2 separate regions of the Homo sapiens genome follow, and region 2 is linked to region 1. Evidence: read pairs that join two places in POLR2A ChIA-PET (ENCODE). Cell type or tissue: Panc1. All regions are shown on one strand. Each heading gives the region's core, and the rest is flanking DNA. Links, peaks and the distances in the headings are about the cores only.

Evidence for each region. ChIA-PET counts read pairs that join two places held together with the same protein. Peaks named below come from ENCODE experiments on the same cell type or tissue, not always from the same donor. Only the 100,000 strongest peaks of a DNase experiment are listed, where the experiment ranks them.
Region 2: POLR2A ChIA-PET joins it to region 1 with 7 read pairs; 1 of 35 experiments calls an interaction of 5 or more read pairs at or near these places.

What each region holds. Positions count from the first base shown.
Region 1 is chr1:6,413,018-6,423,535 of GRCh38, reverse strand. HES2 (hes family bHLH transcription factor 2) reads left to right here and starts at 3,617. Exons shown (of 4, transcript NM_019089.5): 1 at 3,617-3,760; 2 at 3,834-3,929; 3 at 4,196-4,295; 4 at 4,383-8,304. The coding sequence starts at 3,716. The coding sequence ends at 4,663. RefSeq lists enhancers at 1-45, 8,678-8,917, 8,442-8,941, 8,942-9,443. In Panc1, for the core only: no CTCF peak of the experiment used is centred there; no DNase peak of the experiment used is centred there; H3K4me3 peaks cover 1,268 bases; H3K27ac peaks cover 265 bases.
Region 2 is chr1:8,042,651-8,053,168 of GRCh38, reverse strand. All of the region lies in intron 2 of ERRFI1-DT (ERRFI1 divergent transcript), which reads right to left. Among named protein-coding and RNA genes, the nearest start is that of ERRFI1-DT, 21 kb to the right of the region's middle. RefSeq lists an enhancer at 6,183-7,382. In Panc1, for the core only: no CTCF peak of the experiment used is centred there; a DNase peak (open chromatin) is centred at 5,188; H3K27ac peaks cover 4,662 bases.

The DNA.
Region 1 (10,518 bases), core at 2,464-7,463:
ACTTCCACCAGGCCAGATCGCCCTCACTCTCTCCATGGGACCTGTGGCCGCTGGAATCTGGGACGCTTGCCCAGTGGTTTGCAGACAAAAGGAAGGAGGAGTCATTTCCTCGCAGCCTCGCTGCTGGAGCTGGTGGCCAAAGCAACAGGCTCACTGCGGCTGGCGCTGCCCTCCTCTGGGTGCCCAGAGGCAGGTGTGCCGTGAGGCCAGCAAGTGGCAGGGGTACTGTTGGGAGGAGGTGCTAAAATGGCTTGTCTTGGGCACCCCTCCCCTGGGCCTCCTCCATTCCAAAAGGCCCTGCAATTTGTGTTCTCCACTCCTAAGGTGGCCACCTTGGTCATGGACGAGCTCATCTAGCACATGGTTTTGTGATTTTGTGGGCCAGGGCTAGGTGATGCTTTATTGCTATTCCAGTGGGCTGAGCAGATGCCCCTGAGCCCCTGCCACTGTTGTTAATGACATCTCCATTAGTGCCACATGTGAGCACCCACCCCTGCTGACCAACCTCTCAGACTCCTTTCGGGACATGACTCAAACTCAGGCTGTGAGCCAGGCCCTTCCTGCCAGGCTTCTGTCCTCTCCGGGCTCTCCCATGTCCACCGGGCCAATTGGGTCCTCCCCAGCAGCCCTAGGGAGCTCACGGCAGCAGTAGCACTTTTATGAAATCTGTACCACCCACCAAGTGCTCACCATGCTTCACATGGATATTTAATCCAGAGGTGCTATGAGAGAGGTACAACTATTGTTCCCAGTTCACAGTCGGGGATAATGAGGCATGGAGAGATAGGGAGGGTTTTTTTTCTTTTTTTCTTTTTTTTTTTTTTGAGACAAGTCTTGCTCTGTCGCCCAGGCTGGAGTGCAGTGGCACAATCTCAGCTCACTGCAAGCTCCGCCTCCCAGGCTCACGCCATTTTTCTGCCTCAGCCTCCCGAGTAGCTGGGACTACAGGTGCCTGCCACCACGCCCAGCTAATTTTTTGTATTTTTAGTAGAGACGGGGTTTCATTGTGTTAGCCAGGATGGTCTCGATCTCCTGACCTCGTGATCTGCCCACCTTGGCCTCCCGAAGTGCTAGGATTACAGGCGTGAGCCACTGTGCCCGGCCTGTTTGTTTGTTTTTTGAGATGGAGTTTCACTCTTGTCACCCAGGCTGGATTGCAATGGCATAATCTAGGCTCACTGCAACTTCTGCCTCCCAGGTTCAAGTGATTCTCTTGCCTCAGCCTCCCAAGTAGCTGAGATTACAGGTGTCTGCCCGCCACCATGCCTAGCTAATTTTTTTATTTTTTGTATTTTTAGTAGAGATGGGGTTTCATCATGTTGGCCAGGCTGGTCTCGAATTCCTGACCTCAAGTAATCTGCCCACCTTGGTCTCTCAAAGTGCTGAGATTACAGGCATGAGCCACCACGCCCAGCCTTGTTTTGTTTTTTTAAAGCATTTTGCCTGAGATGACACAGATGGGAAGTGGCAAAGCTTTCACTCCCTGGCTGAGCCTTCTGGGCTCTTCTTTCCTCTCCACCCAAGGTTCCTTCTGCCCACAGCACCCCTAGAGTCTCCCACCCTCCAGCTATCAGCTTAGGGATTCTCTCCCCAGGAGGGCTTCTCTCACCCCTCTGCTGGGCTCACCCCAGCCCACCCCAGGTTTCTCCTCAACCCAAGGGCCAGGGCACTTCCCAAGAATAGGGACCAGGGGTGGAGTGTATCCTTACTGTATCCTAGGTGGTCCCAGTTCCCCTAAAGCCTGCACCCGACATTTGCCCACCTAGCTGTCTTTAACGTTCCTCTGATTCCAGACCACTCCTTCCAAGTAACCAGCAAAACCTGAAAATCCTTGAGTTGAAGAGAACTGTGGGTTACTTGGTTAAAGTCCTTTACCCAATGGGAGAGTAGAGGAAGAAATATTTTTAACTGGGGGTAACTGGCAATGGAAATGGTGTTTGCTCCCCTGCCATTCAGTCTTCAAATGGTGGTCCGCAAACCTGGAGGGGGATGTTCTAAGGGGAGCCTCCTCCTTCAGCCTTTTTCTCCCAGGAGCTAGGGTCAGTCCCTCCCCAAGATGCAGATGCTGCAGGCGGACTTGTGGGTGCAGACCTGAGTCAGCCAAGCTAAGTCGCTTGGCCTGGGGATGAGAGGGAAAAGATCCACAGAGTTTTTTGAGCTCTTAAAGAACAATTAATTGTCTTAGGGGAGGCCTATGGAGTCAAACTGGCCTCAACCACGGAGAACAAGGTCTCAGGTTCCTCCAAGCCCTGCTGGGCCAAATCTGTTGAAGGATTTATTCTTACTTGTTAGGTCTTTTATGAGGGTTAATGCAGGTTAGCGAGCCTTAAAGCGTTAAGCCCTGAGCTTGGCACACAGTAAGTGTCCATGAAAGGTGGCCTACATTCCTTCCCATGCCACAGATAGGTATGGGTGGCCTGGGCTCCCCTGGCCCAGGCTTCTCCGGGCCCCTCAGTGTGTTCGCTGGCCTTCTTCCACCCTGCGGCGAGAACCCTGAAGGAGGGAGACGTGGGGCTAGCGGCAGGGGTGGAGCTCGGAAGTGGGGTTCGGGGGACAGGGGGTTCATCCAACACCCTGGACAGAGCCCTCCTTGGCCCCGCCCCATAGGGGAACTCCTCCTGGCTGGCTCTGTGGATCCCTCCAGTCATCTCTCTGCCCGGCAGTTCGCAGTGTGGTTCGCGGGCGTGGCCGTTGCCCCGCCAGCCGGTCGGGGGAGGGGAGCCCGGAGCAGATGGGCGGGGGACGCCAGCCAGTTTGCCGCAGCAACGGCCACGCGGCGCGAAGGCGGTCCTGGGCGGGCCACTGGGGCCCGCACCCAAAACTGTCCTGCCCGCGCGTCACATGAGCCCTGACTGTCTTGCGGGCGAGAACCCGGACCCCTAGCCGGTGGGAATGAAAACGAGCTCCGAGGGCTCCAGGGCTGCCTCTGCTTCTCTAGGATTCCGTTTCCCCACCCAAAGCCTGGAGTGGGGTAACCAAAAGACTCTTAACTAGGCAAGCCGCCGAAGGGTTCTACGGGCTCCTTAGAGCCGGGCGTCCAGCGACTGGGGCCCTTGTCCAGGCTCGGCCTGTTCCCAGCGTCGAGGACTGGAGCAAGTCACGACCTTTCTCCGGAACTCGGATTTCCCGTCCAGCTCAGCCCTTCACCCGATAAAGCAGCTGGGGGTGCAAGTCCCTCCCGCTGCTGTCCCTCATGGGAGCTCCCGTAACCGCTGGGTCCCCTGCTGCGGCCCAGGGCGGGGCTCAGAGAAGACGCTGAACCCGAGCCTGGGGAATGAATGAAGGGCAGCATTGGAGAGGAGGGACCGTAGCTCCAGTCAGGCAAGGCCTGGCCCCACCTGGCCCTCCTGCCCTCGGGGTCACGCAGCGAAGGCCCCCGATGGCGCCTTTACCACTCTCCCGCAGGTGCTCGGGGAAAACTGGGGGCCGCCACCCCGCGGTAGACAGGACGCAAAGGCGGGGAGCGGGATCCCCGGGGGCGTCGCGGTCTCCCCTCCCGGCTCCACCCTGCGCAGGAACAAAGGCAGGAGGTGGGACCAGCGGGCGGCCGGACTCCGCGGGGCGGGGCGGGGCGGGCGAGCCGCTCCCTTAAAGCTCGGCCGCGGGCGGGGCGCGCACTCGTCTGGCACCAGCCCGGGCCGCGCCCGGGACCTCATTTCGGACCTCGGTTTCCCTTTGCGTGGGGCTCGCAGCTGCCACCGCTTCCCCGCGGAGCATGGGGCTGCCTCGCCGGGCAGGGGACGCGGCGGAGCTGCGCAAGGTGGGTACCGGGGACTGGGGGCGGGGCTGGGGACTCCGGGGACCCGTCTAACCACCGCGCCGCCCGTCCGCAGAGCCTGAAGCCGCTGCTGGAGAAGCGCCGGCGCGCGCGCATCAACCAGAGCCTGAGCCAGCTTAAGGGGCTCATCCTGCCGCTGCTGGGCCGGGAGGTGAGCGCGCCCGGGCGGAGGGCAGAGGGTCCTGGGGCGCGGAGCGGGGGCAGGGGGACGGGGTGCTCCTGCGGGAGGAACCCACCAGGGGGTTCCGCGCGGCGCCCGAGGCGGAGCCTGGGTGGGGTGGGCGCGTCGGAGCGGACCCCCAGCAGGCCACGGCGCGCCCCACACCCAGCTCCCGACTAGAGCGAGGGTGCGCACGGTAGCCGGCCAAAGTTCTGTCTTGGTGGTTCTCTGTCGCTCTTCCTCGTGGCCGGGCGCAGAACTCCAACTGCTCGAAGCTAGAGAAGGCAGACGTCCTGGAAATGACCGTGCGCTTCCTGCAGGAGCTGCCTGCGTCCTCATGGCCCACGGCAGCGCCCCGTGAGTGAGCCCTCCCTGCCCTGCCGCGCGCTCTGCACCCCGCACCCGGCACCCTACCCCGCGCCTCACGCGGCTCTCCGCCCGCAGTGCCTTGCGACAGCTACCGCGAGGGCTACAGCGCCTGTGTGGCGCGCCTGGCCCGCGTGCTGCCCGCCTGCCGTGTCCTGGAGCCCGCCGTGAGCGCGCGCCTGCTGGAGCACCTGTGGCGGAGAGCGGCCAGCGCCACCCTGGACGGCGGGCGCGCTGGGGATTCCAGTGGCCCGTCTGCCCCCGCCCCAGCGCCCGCGTCTGCCCCAGAGCCCGCATCCGCTCCGGTGCCCTCGCCGCCCTCGCCTCCCTGCGGCCCTGGCCTCTGGCGGCCGTGGTAGCCCCTCGGCCGATCCACAGACCCTGCCGACTGCTTGGGACCTTGGGGCACTGGACAGGTTGAAGCTCTTGGTGGCGGCTGCTGTTCCCATCATTAGGGGCCAGCCCAGTACCCACACCCAGGCCGGAAGCCGGCTGTTTGTGACTGGCGTGGCAGACTGAAAGCCCTGGGGCTGGGGCTCGGCTCAGGGAATAAAAGGAGCGTCCCTGCTTCACCCCCAACTTGGCTGGAGAAGAAAGGACAAGAGGCAGCAGGGTGAAGAAGAAGCCCCCCATCCCAGCTGGTGGAGATAGTTCTGGAACTGGACCCCGCAGCTGCGTGGGCAGCCGACACACCCACCCCAGCACTGGCACCAGACCAGAGCCAGAGCCAGGACCTGGGCAAAGTGCAGCCGTGCACCCTGCCTGGTCACTGCTCTCCCAGCCCTGCCTGGGCCTACCTCCTGCCCAGCTCTGCTTGGGACCCTCTGGGCATGCAGCAGCAGTAGCCTAAGGGCTCTGGTCACTTCCAGGGCTCTACAGGGCAGCAGAGCAGAGCAAAAGGGTGCATATGCTGGGAGCTGTCACCTCCACTCCTAGGCTTTTCTGCCTAGAGCAGAATTATAGGGGCAGTATACATCCAGGGGTCTGTGCGGTGGGGCTGGGGGATTCCTTAAGTGACTTTGGGAAGGATTTGTTTTCCCGAGCATCAATTTCACACCTGGGCATTGCACCCCAGGCTATGCAGTCTTTCAGTGTGAGGAAGGGGCAGAACAAGAATGAGGCGGCCCCGTGGCCTCAAGGAAGCTTGTGGCTTTGGAGGATCTGACTCCAGCAGAGTCTGTGCCAATGTGGGGTGAGCAGGGCCCCTGCCATGGAGCAGCAGGAATTTGAGGGATGGAGCAGGTTAAAGAATGGGAAACATCTTCACTTGTTTTTTTTTCTTGCAAACTACTCCCTGCTACTCATTGAGACTGGTTACTGGAAGCAACTTGTTAAGATTTTTCTTTCTGGGCGGGCGCGGTGGCTCACGCCTGTAATCCCAGCACTTTGGGAGGCCAAGGCGGGTGGATCACCTGAGGTCAGGAGTTCGAGACCAGCTTAGCCAATATGGTGAAACCCCGTCTCTACTAAAAATACAAAAATTAGCCGGGTGTGGTGGCATGTGCCAGCTACTCGGGAGGCTGAGGCAAGAGAATCACTTGAACCTCGGAGGCTGAAGTTGCAGTGAGCCAAGATTGAGCCATTGCTCTCCAGCCTGGGTGACACAGCAAGACTCTGTCTCAAAAAAAATTTTTTATTTCTTTCTTTTCCATGGAGGCCTAGAGTCCCTGTGAAGGCTAGGAAGGGGCTGCTGATCCCAGGAGTGCCCACGAGGAGTGGGGGGCACTGTTGGCCCATAATCAGGCAAACACCCATCATTTCATGGGGGATTCATGAAATCATAGTCAGGCAAACACCCGTCATTTCATGGCTAAGCATTTGCAGAAGGTGGAGGATTCTCCCCCGAGTCCCCAAATCAGCAGCCTGTGCTAGGGACCAGAGCACCGGGGGCAAGAAGACAGAACCAATGTGGGAGTGGGGATGGTCACTAAATCTGACTGTGCCACACAAGCCCATGATGACCTTGGCACTGGTTTGGGTGGCAGGATATGAAGGAAGCTGTAGGCATTATTGAAAAAATCATTGTTCAGCCAACAGGGTGAGGCTCCCAGCAAGGCCGTGCCATCTTCCCACCTCCCTGTGCCCAGAGGGTTAGACTGTAAGCTCCCGGAGGGCGAGGCTGGGGCTGAGCGTGCCTCCACGTCCCCAAGGCACAGGGTGCACAGTGGGTGCTCACTGAATATAGTGGACTAGTGAGCAGAGGATGAGAGGACTACCCTGTAATGAGCCTTGGACAGTCTGGCATTTGCCTTAACTCCCACTCCCATGCCCTGGGATCACTGTTGGATATTTACTCCATGAGGACAAATACTGGGGAGGTGTGGAGAGGAGGGAGGGCAGGTTCCTCTTACTTTCACCCATTGCTGAGAATGAGCGCCTGTTGGCACTGCCTTTGTGAGCCTCCGGGAGCAGGTAACCTGCGGCCCAAGCCCGCCTAGGACTCCACATCAGGCAGGCACAGGACTGGCCCCTTGTCCTCATAAAAACTCTCAGTACAGCTTAAACTCTGTAAGATCTAACCAGCCAGGAGGACCCTCGCTTCCTCTCCGCCATGCTTGCCACCTCTTGCTTCTGAGAGTCCATCTCAGTTCGCAGTTCTGTGACTTGCATTGACCTGGCTCCAATCAAGCTACAACTCAAGCAGTCACGGGGAGAAGGATTGTAGATGGGCCAGTGACTCACAGGGTCAGGCACTCGGGGGAGCCTGAGTCAGGAGGTCAGTGGGCCCTGGAAGGGAGGGGGCAAGCCTGGGTGGGTAAGGTTCTGGGCCCCAGGCAAGAAGGCAGAGTTTCTCCGCAGGGGTGTGTGCAAGAGCTAGCTGCGCAGAAGGTCTCCGCTGGCTCTCCAAGCCGGGCTTGTGAAATAGGAACGCCAACATCCTCCTCCACAGGCAGTGGCAGGCACCTCCTCCTCAGGTGCCCCCCAAGCCCTATCTGATGGGCAAAGGTGAACGCAGGGCGGTGGGCTTTTCCTGTGCAGAGGGAGACTGATTCAAAGGGTCATTTATGACCTTTCACAAGTCCCACATCCTGCCCAATGGCCAGGTCTTGGGATGCTGTTGCAAGATGGTTCTGTGACTCCATGTGACTGTCTGATGATTGCCCCAGCTGGGGAAAAGGCTCCCATGTCTCTTTCTCATAAAACCAGTGGGCAAGGCCGGGCGCAGTGGCTCACGTCTGTAATGCCAGCACTTCGGGAGACCAAGGTGGGCGGATCACCTGAGGTCAGGAGTTCAAGACCAGCCTGACCAACATGGTGAAACCCCGTCTCTACAAAAATATGGAAATTAGCTGGGCATGACGGCGGGTGCCTGTAACCCCAGCTACTTGGGAGGCTGAGGAGGGATAATCAGTTGAACCCAGGAGGTGGAGGTTGCAGTGAGCCGAGATCGCGCCACTGCACTCCAGCCTGGGTGACAGAGCAAGACTCCATCTCAAAAACAAACAAACAAAAAACTAGCGGGTGAAATGATTCAGTGACCTAAGGACAGCCAGAGCACTAAGCTGCTGGGAACCCATCTGTGCTGAAATGTAGATTTCCCAGGAAACTCAGGCTTGGGACAGGCGCCTACCTGCTCCTCGGGCACCAGGTGATTAGGAGAGGTCGAATCTCATTTCCACGTGAGTGAGGATAAAGACTGGGCTGCCAAGGAGGACTCCTCATAAACATTGACAAATTGCTCTGCCCCGCCTGTGATCCCAGACGACTCCTGCAGTCTGGGATCCTGAGTGTCCTGTGGGTTCATCTCGGATGGGCGCTGCATAAACAGCCTGCAGGGAACGTCTGGGAGAACCAGCTTCACAACAGATATAATAAGGAAGAAGTTTGAAATATTGCAAGAATTGCGAAAGTGTGACACACAGATACAAAGTGGGCACATGCTCGTGGGAAAATGTTGCCAATAGACTTGCTTGACTCTGGAGTTACCCCGAACCTTCAATTTGTTTAAAAAAAAAAAAAGGCAATATCTTGACGTGCAATAAAGTGAACTGCAATAAAATGGGGTGTGCCTGTACTTGTTTTGAGACAGGGTCTTGCTCTGTCTGGAGTGTAGTGGTGCAATAATGGCTCACTACAGCCTTGAGTTCCTGGGCTCAAGCCGTCCTCCCACCTCAGCCTCCTGACTAGCTGGGACTACAGGCGCACGCTGCCACGCCCGGCTAATTTTTTTATTTTTTGTAGAGATGCCCTGAGGTCTTGCTACATTGCCCATGCTGGTCTTGAACTCCTGGGCTCAAGCGATCCTCCCCCACTTCAGCCTCCTAAAATGCTGGAATTACAGGTATGAGCCACCTCGCCCAGCCTGCCTGTACTTTAAAAAAAAATTCCAGGTTTCTAAAGCCATTGTAGAGAGGAGCTAACCCAGCCAATGATGTTGTTTCTGCTAGCTTAACTTCTTGTCTGAGCCTCCTTCGAGTGTGGATGGATCTCTGGGGGCTGAGTGGGAGTGCCTGCGTGTGTGTAGGTGTGCATGTGCGTGTGTTTGTGTGTCCCTGTGTAACCGTGTGGCTGTGGCTGCCCTTCAGAGAGCTGCCCGGGCATGCAGTATCAGGGAGAAGGCAGCCACACACCGAGGCTTCCCAGTGAGTAACTAGTTTCACCTGGGGTTTTCAAAGGCTCTGATGAAGCCCCGGGCGCTTAAAGCAGCTGTAAGGCTCAATAATGGTTTCAGGATCGTGAGAACGGATCTAGAGAACACGCCCCACACACGTGGTGTCTTGTTACCCGAGGTCCATTGGGGGGCAGCAGGGAGCAGGGGCTCGGCAGCTGGTCCAGGACCAGGCGCAGGAATGAGGGGTTCCCTGTCCTGGGGGTGAGGCCTGAAGGAAGAAGATTCCAGGCTGAATACGTGTCCACCGCTGGTTCTGTCGTGGAGGGGGAACCAGAGAGCCCCACATCTTGGTGTTCGTTATGTTAGGATTTTTCACGAACCTCAGGCAGCACAGGACAATGTTAAAGAAGAATGAACCAGGCTGGGCGTGGCAGCTCACGCCTGTAATCCCAGCACTTCGGGAGACTGAGGTGGGTGGATCACGAGGTCAGGAGTTTGAGCCCAGCCTGGCCAATATGGTGAAACCCCATCTCTACTAAAAATACAAAAATTAGCTGGGCGTGGTGGTGCGCGCCTGTAGTCTCAGCTGCTCGGGAGGCTGAGACAGGAGAATCGCTTGAACCCAGGAGGCAGAGGTTGCAGTGAGCTGAGATTATGCCACTGCACTCCAGCCTGGGTGACAGAGCAAGACTCTGTCTCAAAACAAAACAAAACAAAACAAAACAAAACACGAACCTTTGTAGACCTCAAAAATCAGAGGCATTCTGGGCGCGGTGGCTCATGCCTGTAATCCCAGAACTTTGGGAGGCCGAGAGAGGTGGATCACTTGAGGTCAGGAATTTGAGACCAGCCTGGTCAACATGGTGAAATCCCATCTCTACTAAAAATACAAAAATTAGCTGGGCAATGTGGGGGGTGGGTGGTGGCGCATGGTGGCTCACACCTGTAATCCCAGCACTTTGGGAGGTCGAGACAGCCAGATCACTTGAGGCCAGGAGTTTGAGGCCAGCCTGGTCAACATGGCGAAATCCCAGCTGTACCAAAAATACAAAAATTAGCTGGACATGGTGGTGGGTGTCTGTAGTCCCAGCTATTTGGGAGGCTGAGGCAGGAGAATCGCTTGAACCCAGAGGTAGAGGTTGCAGTGAGCCAAGATCACGCCACTACACTCCCGCCTGGGCAACAGAGTGAGACTCTGTCTCACACACAAAAAAAAATCAGAGGCAGATCCAGGTATTGTAGGAACTAAATTTTGAGGCCCTTTGTAGGAGAACTAATCTAAAATTACGAATATAGACTTCTAAGTATGAAAATGAATATTCAGAATGAAAATAAGTCATATTAACTAGTGGTGCTTGGAGATTCACATCTCATCCTTTTGGCCTCTCTTTTCATAGGATGCTTCTGGCTGGCACACCTGGCTTCCCCTCCATGCTCAGAACTGCTTCCTACTCTACATCCAGGCTCCTGAGCAGCCCCCAGCTTAAGCTTCAGCAGCTCCAGGGTAAATCCATCTCCGCCCAGAGCTGACTCCGGATCTGCCCCAGTGACAATAACAAGATAAATGCCTTCCATTCTCTTCGTACTTACAGGATGTAATCCACATATTTACACAGTGTTTCATTTGCGGTAATGTTTGTTTTGTTTCTTGTTCCTTCGTAC
Region 2 (10,518 bases), core at 2,257-7,256, 1.6 Mb before region 1:
TGCCCAGCCAGAAAATATCTTTTATAAAAACCACAAGAAGATACCTCAATGAAACTTAAAAAAATTCATTATGTATGCAGATATGGGGGATCTTTTGGGGTGATATGTTCTCCAACTGGATTGTGATGATATTTGCACAACTTTACAAGTTTATTTAAAAATCTTTGAATTGTGGATTTAAAACAAGTGGATCTTATGGTATGTAAATTATGCCTCCATGAAACTACTTAAAGCACTTTTTTGGGCTGGGTGCCGTGGCTCATGCCTGTAATCCCAGCACTTTGGGAGGCTGAGGCAGGAGGATTGCTTGAGCTCAGGAGTTCAAGATCAGCCTGGGCAACATAGTGAGACCTCGTCTGTACAAAAAAATAAAAAATTGGCCGGGTGCGGTGGCTCACGCCTGAAATCCCAGCACTTTGGGAGGCTGAGGTGGGTGGATCACCTGAGGTCAGGAGTTTGAGACCAGCCTGACCAATATGGTGAAACCACATCTCTATTAAAAATACAAAAATTAGCCGGGCCTGGTGGCCAGTGCCTGTAGTCCCAGCTACACCAGAGGCTGAGACAGGAGAATTGCTTGAACCTGGAAGGCAGAGGTTGCAATGAGCCAAGATCGTGCCACTGCACTCCAGCCTGGGCGACAGAGCGAGACTCCATCTCAAAAAAAAAAAAAAATTCAAAAATTAGCCAAGCGTGGTGGCATGCGCCTATGGTCCCAGCTACTTCAGAGACTGAGGCTGAAGAATTGATTGAGCCTGGGAGGTTGAGGCTGCAGCGAGCCGTGATCGTACGGCTGCACTCCAGCTTGGGCGACAGAGCAAGACCCTGTGTCAAAAAAAAAATAATAAAATGAAATAAAGGCCGGCGCGGTGGCTCATGCCTGTAATCCCGGCACTTTGGGAGGCCAAGGCAGGTGGATCACCTGAGGTCAGGAGTTCGAGACCAGCCTGGGCAACATGGTGAAAACCTGTCTTTACTAAAAATACAAAAATTAGCTGGGCATGGTGGCGTGGTGGCGGGTGCCTGTAATCCCAGCTACTCAGGAGGCTGAGGCAGGAGAATTGCTTGAACTTGGGAGGTGGAGGTTGCAGTAAGCCAAGATAGCACCACCGCACTCCAGACTGGGCGACAGAGTGAGACTCCGTCTCAAAAAAAGTTAAATTAAAATAAATTTTTTGAAATCCCCCACACACAGAAAGTCAGGAACACAACAGCAAAATGAGGGGAAAGTGCAGTGAGGTGAGGGTGAAACAATGCAGCACCCTGAGCCCAAGACTGGCAGTGTAGTTTGTGTTCTGATGGTTCTGGGAAGCTACGGGAGGGTTTTAGCAGGGGAATGGCATGTTCTTGAAAGATTCTCTCTGGCTGCTCTGTGGACAACCGAGAGCAAATTCTTGGCCAGTGTGGAAGCAAGGAAACTATACAGGAGGTTACTAAGTATTCCAAGCAAGTGGGGACAGTGGCTTTGGTCAGTGCCATGGAGTAGTGAAAAGCAGTGAGGCTGGAAAGACATTTTGAAGGTGGGCTGATGGGACTCCCTGATGGATTGGATTTCGGGTGTGAGCACAAAAAGAGAAGTCAAAGTTGACTCCTGGATGGCATCTGGCCTGAGAAATCATGTGGATGGTGCTGCCATTTACTGAAATGGGAAACACTGAAGGAGAAGCAGGTGTACAGGGTAGAAATTGAAAATTCTCTTTTGACATGCGAAGTTTCAGATGCTGTTAGAGGTTGAATTGCGTCCCTCAAAACAATATACTGAAGCCCTAACCCTCAGGCCTGCGCAACGTAACCTTATTTGGAAATAGGGTCTTACAGATGCAATTTTTTAAAGATGAACTCATTCTGGAGTAGGATGGGCCCTTCATCCACTATGACTGGCACCATGGGAAGATGGAGGCACAGCGGGGGAGGCGTGCAGCTGCAAGTGAAGGAATGCCAAGATTGCCAGCCACAGCCAGAAGCCAGAAGAGGCCAGGAAGGATTCCACCCAGAGTGCAGCATGGCCCTGGTGACACCTTGATCTTGGACTTCGGGCCTCCAAAGCTGTGAAAGAATAAATTTCTGTTGTTTAAAGCCACCCAATTTGTGGTACATTCTTTTTATGGTTTGTTTGTTTGTTTGTTTGTTTGTTTGCAATGGAGTCTCACTCTGTTGTCCAGGCTGGAGTGCAGTGGCGCAGTCTTGACTCACTGCAACCTCTGCCTCCCAGGTTCAAGCAATTCCTCTGCCTCAGCCTCCTGAGTAGCTGGAACTACAAGCACGTGCCACCACGCCCGCTAATTTTTGTATTTTTAATGGAGACGGGGTTTCACCATATTGCCCAGGCCAGTCTCGAACTCCTGACTTTGTGATCCGCCCACCTCGGCCTCCCAAAGTGCTAGGATTACACATGTGAGCCACCACGCCTGGCCTGTGGTACATTCTTAAAGCAGCCCTAAGAAATCAATACAAGAAATGTCTAGGCAGGGCAAGGTGGCTCACGCCTATAACCCCAGCAATTTGGGAGGCCGAGGTGGGAGGACCACCTGAGGTCAGGAGTTCAAGACCCGCCCAGCCAACATGGCGAAACCCCATCTCTACTAAAAATACAAAAATTAGCTGTGCATGGTGGGGGCATGCCTGTAATCCCAGCTGCCTGGGAGGCTGAGGCAGTAGAATCGCTTGAACCCAGGAGGCAGAGGTTGCAGTGAGTCGAAATCGTGCCACTGCACTCCAGCTTGGCTGACTGAGCAAGATTCCATCTCAAAAAAAAAGAAAAAAAAAAAGAGAAATCTCTAATACAGATACCTATTAGACATCCAAGACCTGGAGTCCAGGGAGTGGGGCTAAAGATGTAAATGTGGAGATAAGTTACATATAACACTATGAACAAATACACTAGACCTCACTATACAGCAAAACCCAGTCATCTGCTGTCTACAGGAGTTATGAAAACACAAACAGATGCCAACCTTTGAAGTAAGATGATGGTCTTCAGGCTAAGGTATCGTGCAAACTGAGGAGGAGCAGAACTGATCGCTGTGGTATGAGATTAAATCAAAGCCCATAGCAAGGAGCATCAGCAGATAAAATTGCCAAATAATGGTAAAATATTAAATCATACAAATGTAACACTCAATTCATGATCCAATTCATATAATAAAAATCTCTGAAATAGTGGAAATGGAATAAATAGACATATATCATGGTAATGGATGACCTCAATACTTATCAAAGTGATAGAATTAAATATCAAAGAATTTGACAAAGAAAGTAGCTAGCCAGGATGATACAATAAGTACAACAGAATTGGCAGGCATACATCAGAGAAATGCAAATCAAAACCACAATGAGATACCATCTCACACCAGTTAGAATGGCGATCATTAAAAAGTCAGGAAACTAGGTGCCGGAGAGGATGTGGAGAAATAGGAACACTTTTACACTGTTGGTGGGACTGTAAACTAGTTCAACCACTGTGGAAGACAGTGTGGCGATACCTCAAGGATCTAGAACTGGAAATACCATTTGACCCAGCCATCCCATTACTGGGTATATACTCAAAGGATTATAAATCATGCTGCTATAAAGATACATGCACACGTATGTTTATTGTGGCACTATTCACAATAGCAAAGACTTGGAACCAACCCAAATGTCCATCAATGATAGACTCAATTAAGAAAATGTGGCACATATACACCATGGAATACTATGCAGCCATAAAAAAGGATGAGTTCATGTCCTTTGTAGGGACATGGATGAAGCTGGAAAACATCATTCTGAGCAAACTATCACAAGGACAGAAAACCAAACGCCGCATGTTCCCACTCATAGGTGGGAACTGAACAATGAGAACACTTGGACACAGGGTGGGGAACATCACACACCGGGGCCTGTCATGGGGTGGGGGAAGGGGGGAGGGATAGCATTAGGAGATATACCTAATGTAAATGACGAGTTAATGGGTGCAGCACACCAACATGGCACACGTATACATAGGTAACAAACCTGCACATTGTGCACATGTACCCTAGAACTTAAAGTATAATAAAAACAAACAAACAAAAAAAATCAAACAAACAAAAAAGAATTGGCAGGCATAGCTTGAGAAAAGTAAAGAATAGGACAATAGATTTCAAGTGTACATGCCCCTCTAATAAAAAGTTAACAAATTCTAGAACAGAATCTGATCATATGTGTTGAGCAAGACTACAGTGAAAACAAAACATGAACAAAAATTACCTTGAAGCAGTTAAAACTTACAAACTATTAAACAATATCTAGGCTGGGATAAAATTCAGACCAGTGAATTCACAGTGGAAAAGATAACTATAATACCTCCATTTAGATACTGCTGTATTTTTTTAATTTTTAATTTTTGTGGGTACATAGTAGGTATATATATTTATGGGGTACATGAAAAATTTTGGTACAGGCCTACAGTGTGTAATAATCACATCAGGGTAAATGAGGTATTCATCACCTCAAGCGTTTATCCTTTGTGTTACAAACAATCCAATTATACTCTTTTAGTTATTATTTTTTCTTTTTTGCAGGGAGGGGTTGAGAAGTCTGAAGGTAATGGCATGGGAGGGGGTCTTTAGTTATTTTAAACTGTAGAATTAAATTATTATTGACTGTAGTCACCCTGTTGTGCTATCAAGTACTAGATCTTATTTATCCTTTCTAATTATTTTTGTGCCCATAGATAATGCTGCCTTAAACTTAAAATTATGTCCATTAGGTTCTTGGGTGTGAGAAAAGTACGACTGGGAAATCCGTCATCCCACTGGTAGTGGAGGCTGAGTCTCTGGATTGGTCAGGCTAAGTGTATCCTTGCCAAAGCTCAGGCCCCTTCCTGGTGGAGCAGGGCTTGGCTATTCCATAGCAGCTGTTGCTCTCCTTACGGGAACTTTACATAAGTTCTTTTTTTCTTTTCTTTCTTTTCTTTTTTCCCAAAGTCCCTTTGAGAAATCTCATTGCATCTAAAATTCAGGTCCAAATTTTTATTTCAGCAGCCTCATCAAATTAAAAACTGTGTAAAATCCATTTTTAACAAACGATGGTCCTCGGACTCAAATGAGTTTAAGTGGGTGTTTGGCAGTGTCAGGGATTTCCTGTCTCCTCTGTCTGATGAAATCTCTAGTTATAATATTGTTATGTCACCAAGATTCATTGCTTGCCAAACCTCATCTTAGACATTTATGTGGGTTTTCCCAAATACCCTTCAGCAACTTAAATCCTAGATGTTATTGCCAGCTACCAGGGAAATTAAATAGGGGATACAGGAAATATAAAGTGACTAACAGTTAGCAATTGCACAACTCTTTCTCATGGGCATTTTCCATGGCTGGGAAACAAACTTGAGGGGACAGTGGAACACAGAAAATATTCACAGACATCCTGAAGTTCAGCGTCTACAGACATATGGAGAAATTTCTGGTTCTGTTCCTGGAAGGGCTGAATGTTTTAGTCGTAACTTCTGTGCCTGGGGCTTGTTCAGTTGTATCTAAGTAGTCATGATTAAACACAATTGGAATTGTGTTTTACCAAAGGTCGATGTTTAAAAGTTTTGCAGGTATACAATCACCTTTCTCTCATTAAAAATAATGAATTCATAATCATTTGAAATTAAGAACTATCAAAAGAAACAATTTACACCTTCCTAGTCAAGCGTAACATTCCACAGACATTTGAGATTGTCTGATACCTTCATGAAAAACAGAAAACCTAGGTCATAAATGCTAATTTGTTGTCTACATACAGAATGGAAATAATGTTAAGAGATTACCAAGGGTGGACGTTACTCAGCAATGTGACAAAACTGCTGGAGATGAGAAAGCCTGGGAAGGTTGTGTAATTCTTAGGGAAGTAAAGGACATGAACAATGTCAGCTGTCTGGGACCATATGCTCAAGTACATGAAAACAAAACCACTGAAGGTCAGAAAACCTAACATGAAAACAGAATGCGAACCTGTTGGAAATGGACTGAAACAATCCATTCCACAAAATGGAAAACAGAATATTTTGTCCAGGAGCCCTTACTTCTGGAATCTCCTCTATTTTTATAATAGGAATCAACACCCTTACTGAAAACTTCAATTTTATAATAGGCTTATTTAGTCTTAGATTTTTCTGTGGGTTGAATTTAATCATTAATTTCAATATTAGTATATGAATGTACTCAACACAGGGAAGTCTTAAAAGTTGACAAGATCGATCTCTTTCTCTCTCTCTCTGTGTATGTATCTGCAAAAATGACAAAACTTTTTTTTGTTTGTTTTTTGTTTTTTGTTTCTTGTTTGAGACAGTCTCTGTGTCACCCAGGCTGCAGTGCAATGGCGCGATCTCGGCTCACTGCAACCTTCATCTCCTGGGTTCAAGCAATTCTTTTGCTCAGCCTCCCGAGTAGCTGGGACTACGTGAGTGCGCCACCATACTGCTAATTTTTGTATTTTTAGTAGAAACGGGGTTTCACCATGTTGGCCAGGATAGTCTCAACTCCTGGCCTCAAGTGATCCGCCCACCTCGGCCGCCCAAAGTGCTGGCATTACAGGCATGCGCCACCACGCCCGGCCTAAAACTTTTAAAAAGAGAACTTGTTATTTGTGCAAAATATGCTTATCTAAAATCTGTGACTTATATCCTAGAATAACAAAGCATTTACCTATTTGCCAGAAATTTCGCTAGACAAGAAAACAGTTTGCTCTGTCATCTATTTTTGTAAAGGTTTTTCCTCATTTTAAACTATTTATATTAAGGCATGTAATCGCAAAATAAGTAGCATCTGCTTCTTCTGTCCCCATTCATCCTGCAACTAACCAAAACAAGGGGAAAAACTCAGAATCTATGAAGTCCTGCTTCTGTGAAATGTTCTTTGTAGCCAATAACTCCATCTCAAAACCTAACAAACCATTGAACTCCATATTAGTCCACCCTCCAGAATACACATTAGAGCCAGATGGAAAATCACTGGCTAAATTAAAACACACTAATTGGGCATCAGATTTCTTCTGAAAATGACAAGGTATCGTGTGGGTGTCGGATGTATGACTAAGAGGAAATTCATTCTTTCTGTACAAATAAATCATTCAGATTCACTTTACTAAACTTTCTTTTTTTTTTTTTTTTTGAGACAGAGTTTCGCTCTTATTGCCCAGGCTGGAGTGCAATGGCGCGATCTCAGCTCACCGCAACCTCCGCCTCCCGGGTTCTAGCGATTCTCCTGCCTCAGCCTCCCAAGTAGCTGGGATTATAGGCATGTGCCACTACTCCCAGCTAATTTTCTGTTTTTAGTAGAGACGGAGTTTCTCCATCTTGGTCAGGCTGGTCTTGAACTCCCGACCTCAGGTGATCCGCCTGCCTCGGCCTCCCAAAGTGCTGAGATTACAGGCGTGAGCCACTGCGCCTGGCCTCATTTTACTAAACTTTTTTATTGGCTGCTGGAAAAGATTAAATAGGTTGCGGAAAATTTAACCGTTCAAACATTCAAAAGGCTTATTCAGTGAATGGAAACAAGAATCAGTGTCATCGGACAGCTAAATCATTTCTAGAGAAGATGTGTTCCTTTGCAAAACAATTCTAGAAAATCAAGGACTATATCTGACATATGGATACATATAGATGTTCTCACCTCCGCATGCATACATGCAAAAATTTTTGCAGTCAGAATAATATGCCAAAACTTTTAAAGAACAGATTTTTTTTTTTTTCCTGAGATGGAGTCCCGCTCTGTCGCCCAGGCTGGAGTACAGTGGCGCGATCTCAGCTCACTGCAAGCTCCGCCTCCCGGATTCACGCCATTCTCCTGCCTCAGCCTCCCGAGTAGCTGGGACTACAGGCGCCCGCCACCACACCTGGCTAATTTTTTGTATTTTTAGTAGAGACGGGGTTTCATAGTGTTAGCCAGGATGGTCTTGATCTCCTGACCTCATGATCCGCCTGCCTCAGCCTGCATTAAAGAACAGATCTTAAGACTCTGTTCTAGGCTGGGTGCAGTGGCTCACGCCTGTAATCCCAGCACTTTGGGAGGCTGAGGCAGGTGGATCACCTGAGGTCAGGAGTTTACGACCAGCCTGACTAATATGGTGAAACCCTGCCTCTACTAAATACAAAAAAAAAATAGCCAGGTGTGGTGGCGCATGCCTGCGATCTGAGCTACTTGGACGGCTGAGACAGGAGAATCGCTTGTACCTGGGAGGCAGAGGTTGCAGTGAGCTGAGATCGCGCCATTGCACTCCAGCTTGGGCAACAGAAAGATAAAAAAGGAAAAGACTCTGTTCTAACATTAATTTCTAGTTCACAGCATCACCAAAAACACACTGCATACTTGTATCGTTTTTTAGAGATGGGTGTCTCATTATGTTGCCCTGGCAGGAGTGCAGTGGCTATTCACAGCCTCCATCATGGTGTGCTACAGCCTTGGATTCCCGAGCTCAAGCAATCTTCCCACATCAACCTCACAAGTAGCTGGGACTACAGGTGTACACCACCACGTCCGGCTCTCACACTATACCAAATTAAACTTATGCTTAAAGAAGTCCCATCAATATATGTATTTGGGTTCATGAATTGCAATGAATATGACAGTTTTCTGTTGTAGATTTCATGGTGATTCAATGACTCAACCCTTCAAATTTTGTTCAGAATAGTTGACCTGAACATCACTGATTATGTTTATGTAGGCCTTAGAAGGCTACGTATTTCTCAGCAAGGTGATCAAGGTCAACATCAATGGTGATAAATCATGTTACTGCATTTATCCATGATACGATGTCATGAAAATGGAATTTTACCTTTGTGGTCTTCCTCTCAAAAACTGGTAACTCCGGCCGGGCATAGTGGCTCATGCCTGTAATCCCAGCACTTTGGGAGGCCGAGGTGGGTGGATCACGAGGTCAAGTGATCGAGACCATCCTGGTCAACATGGTGAAACCCTGTCTCTACTAAAAATACAAAAATTAGCTGGGCATGGTGGCACACACCTGTAATCCCAGCTACTCAGGAGGCTGAGGCAGGAGAATCGCTTGAACCCAGGAGGCGGAGTTTGCAGTAAGCCAAGATCCTGCCACTGCACTCCTGCCTGGTGATATCCATAGAAACCCTCCTGGTATGGAATACTTCAACACTGCAAGCAAAATATTTTTTAAATCTTTATAAAGGTATGACTGAACTGACAAAATAGTAAGTGAAATCCTCAGAGGCATGACAGAGAGAGAAAGCATGACACCAACTGGGCAAGAAAATGATGAAGTTGGCATCTTCCCTGAGGGCATCTGCCAATTCCCGATGGCCTAGAGCAGGAGTCAGCAAACTGTGGGCCACATCCAGCTTGTCACACATTGTTGTAAATAAAGTTTTATTGGAACACAACCACTCCTATTAATTTATGTATTGTCTATGGCTGCTTTCATATTACAACCACAGAGATGAGTAGTTGTGAGAGAAACCATATGGCCCACAAAGCCTACAACGTTTACATCTGGCCCCTGACAGAAAAAGTTTGCTGATGCTTAGCCTTGAGTTTTAGTAGGTTGAGTTTGTGGGATTTGGGAGACAAAGCCTGGGACCTAATCGAGTGGGATGCCAAAAGAAAGGCTGCATAAAGTTGGGACCCTAGAAAATGTTTGCCCTGAAGAAGGGGATAGAGGGAATACTTGCTTACTCATGTCTTGGCTGTGATAGAAAGAAAAAAGTTTCCCTGAGAATTCTTCACCAAAAGTTCATCCTTACACAGTAATGAGATATCTGGGCCAGGCGCAGTGGTTCACACCTATAATTCCAGCACTTTGGGAGGCCAAGGCAGGTGGATCACCTAAGGTCAGGAGTTTGAGACCAGCCTGGCCAACACGGTGAAACCCCGTCTCTATTAAAAGTACAAAAAATTGCCCAGGCATGGTGGTGAGCACCTGTAATTCCAGCTACTCAGGAGGCTGAGGCAGGAAAATCGCTTGAACCCAGGAGGCGGAGGTTGCAGTGAGCCAAGATCACGCCACTGCACTCAAGCCTGGGCAACAACAGCAAAACTCGAACTCAAAAAACAGAGAGAGAGAGAGAGAGAGAGAGAGAGAGAGAGAGAGAGAGAGATACCTGTGTGCTGGCCCAAAAAACACTTCTAGCCAAAAATTTAGTTTATTGAAGTGATCTGGCTAAAAGTGGCTCTAGGTGTCTAGCATAAACCAACTCCAATCCTTGACTTCTCACAAATAAAGTCCCAAAGAATATAAGCTTTGAATCAAAAAGCACAAAACGCATGAGGAAACACTGCTGAGAATGACGTTTACTGAAAGTAAAACTAAGCAGAATAAACAAACTGCCTAAGTAAACCCACAAAGACCTCAGATGTTGGAATTATTAGATAACAAATATAAAATATAAGGTTTACTATAAAGGCTACACATGGACATACAGAGGGGAATAATAGACACTGGAGACTCCAAAGATAAGAAGACGAGAGGGGTGGGTGAGGGATAAAAAATTACCTAATGATAATTTTCACTATTTACCTATTGGTACAATATTTTACTCTTCAG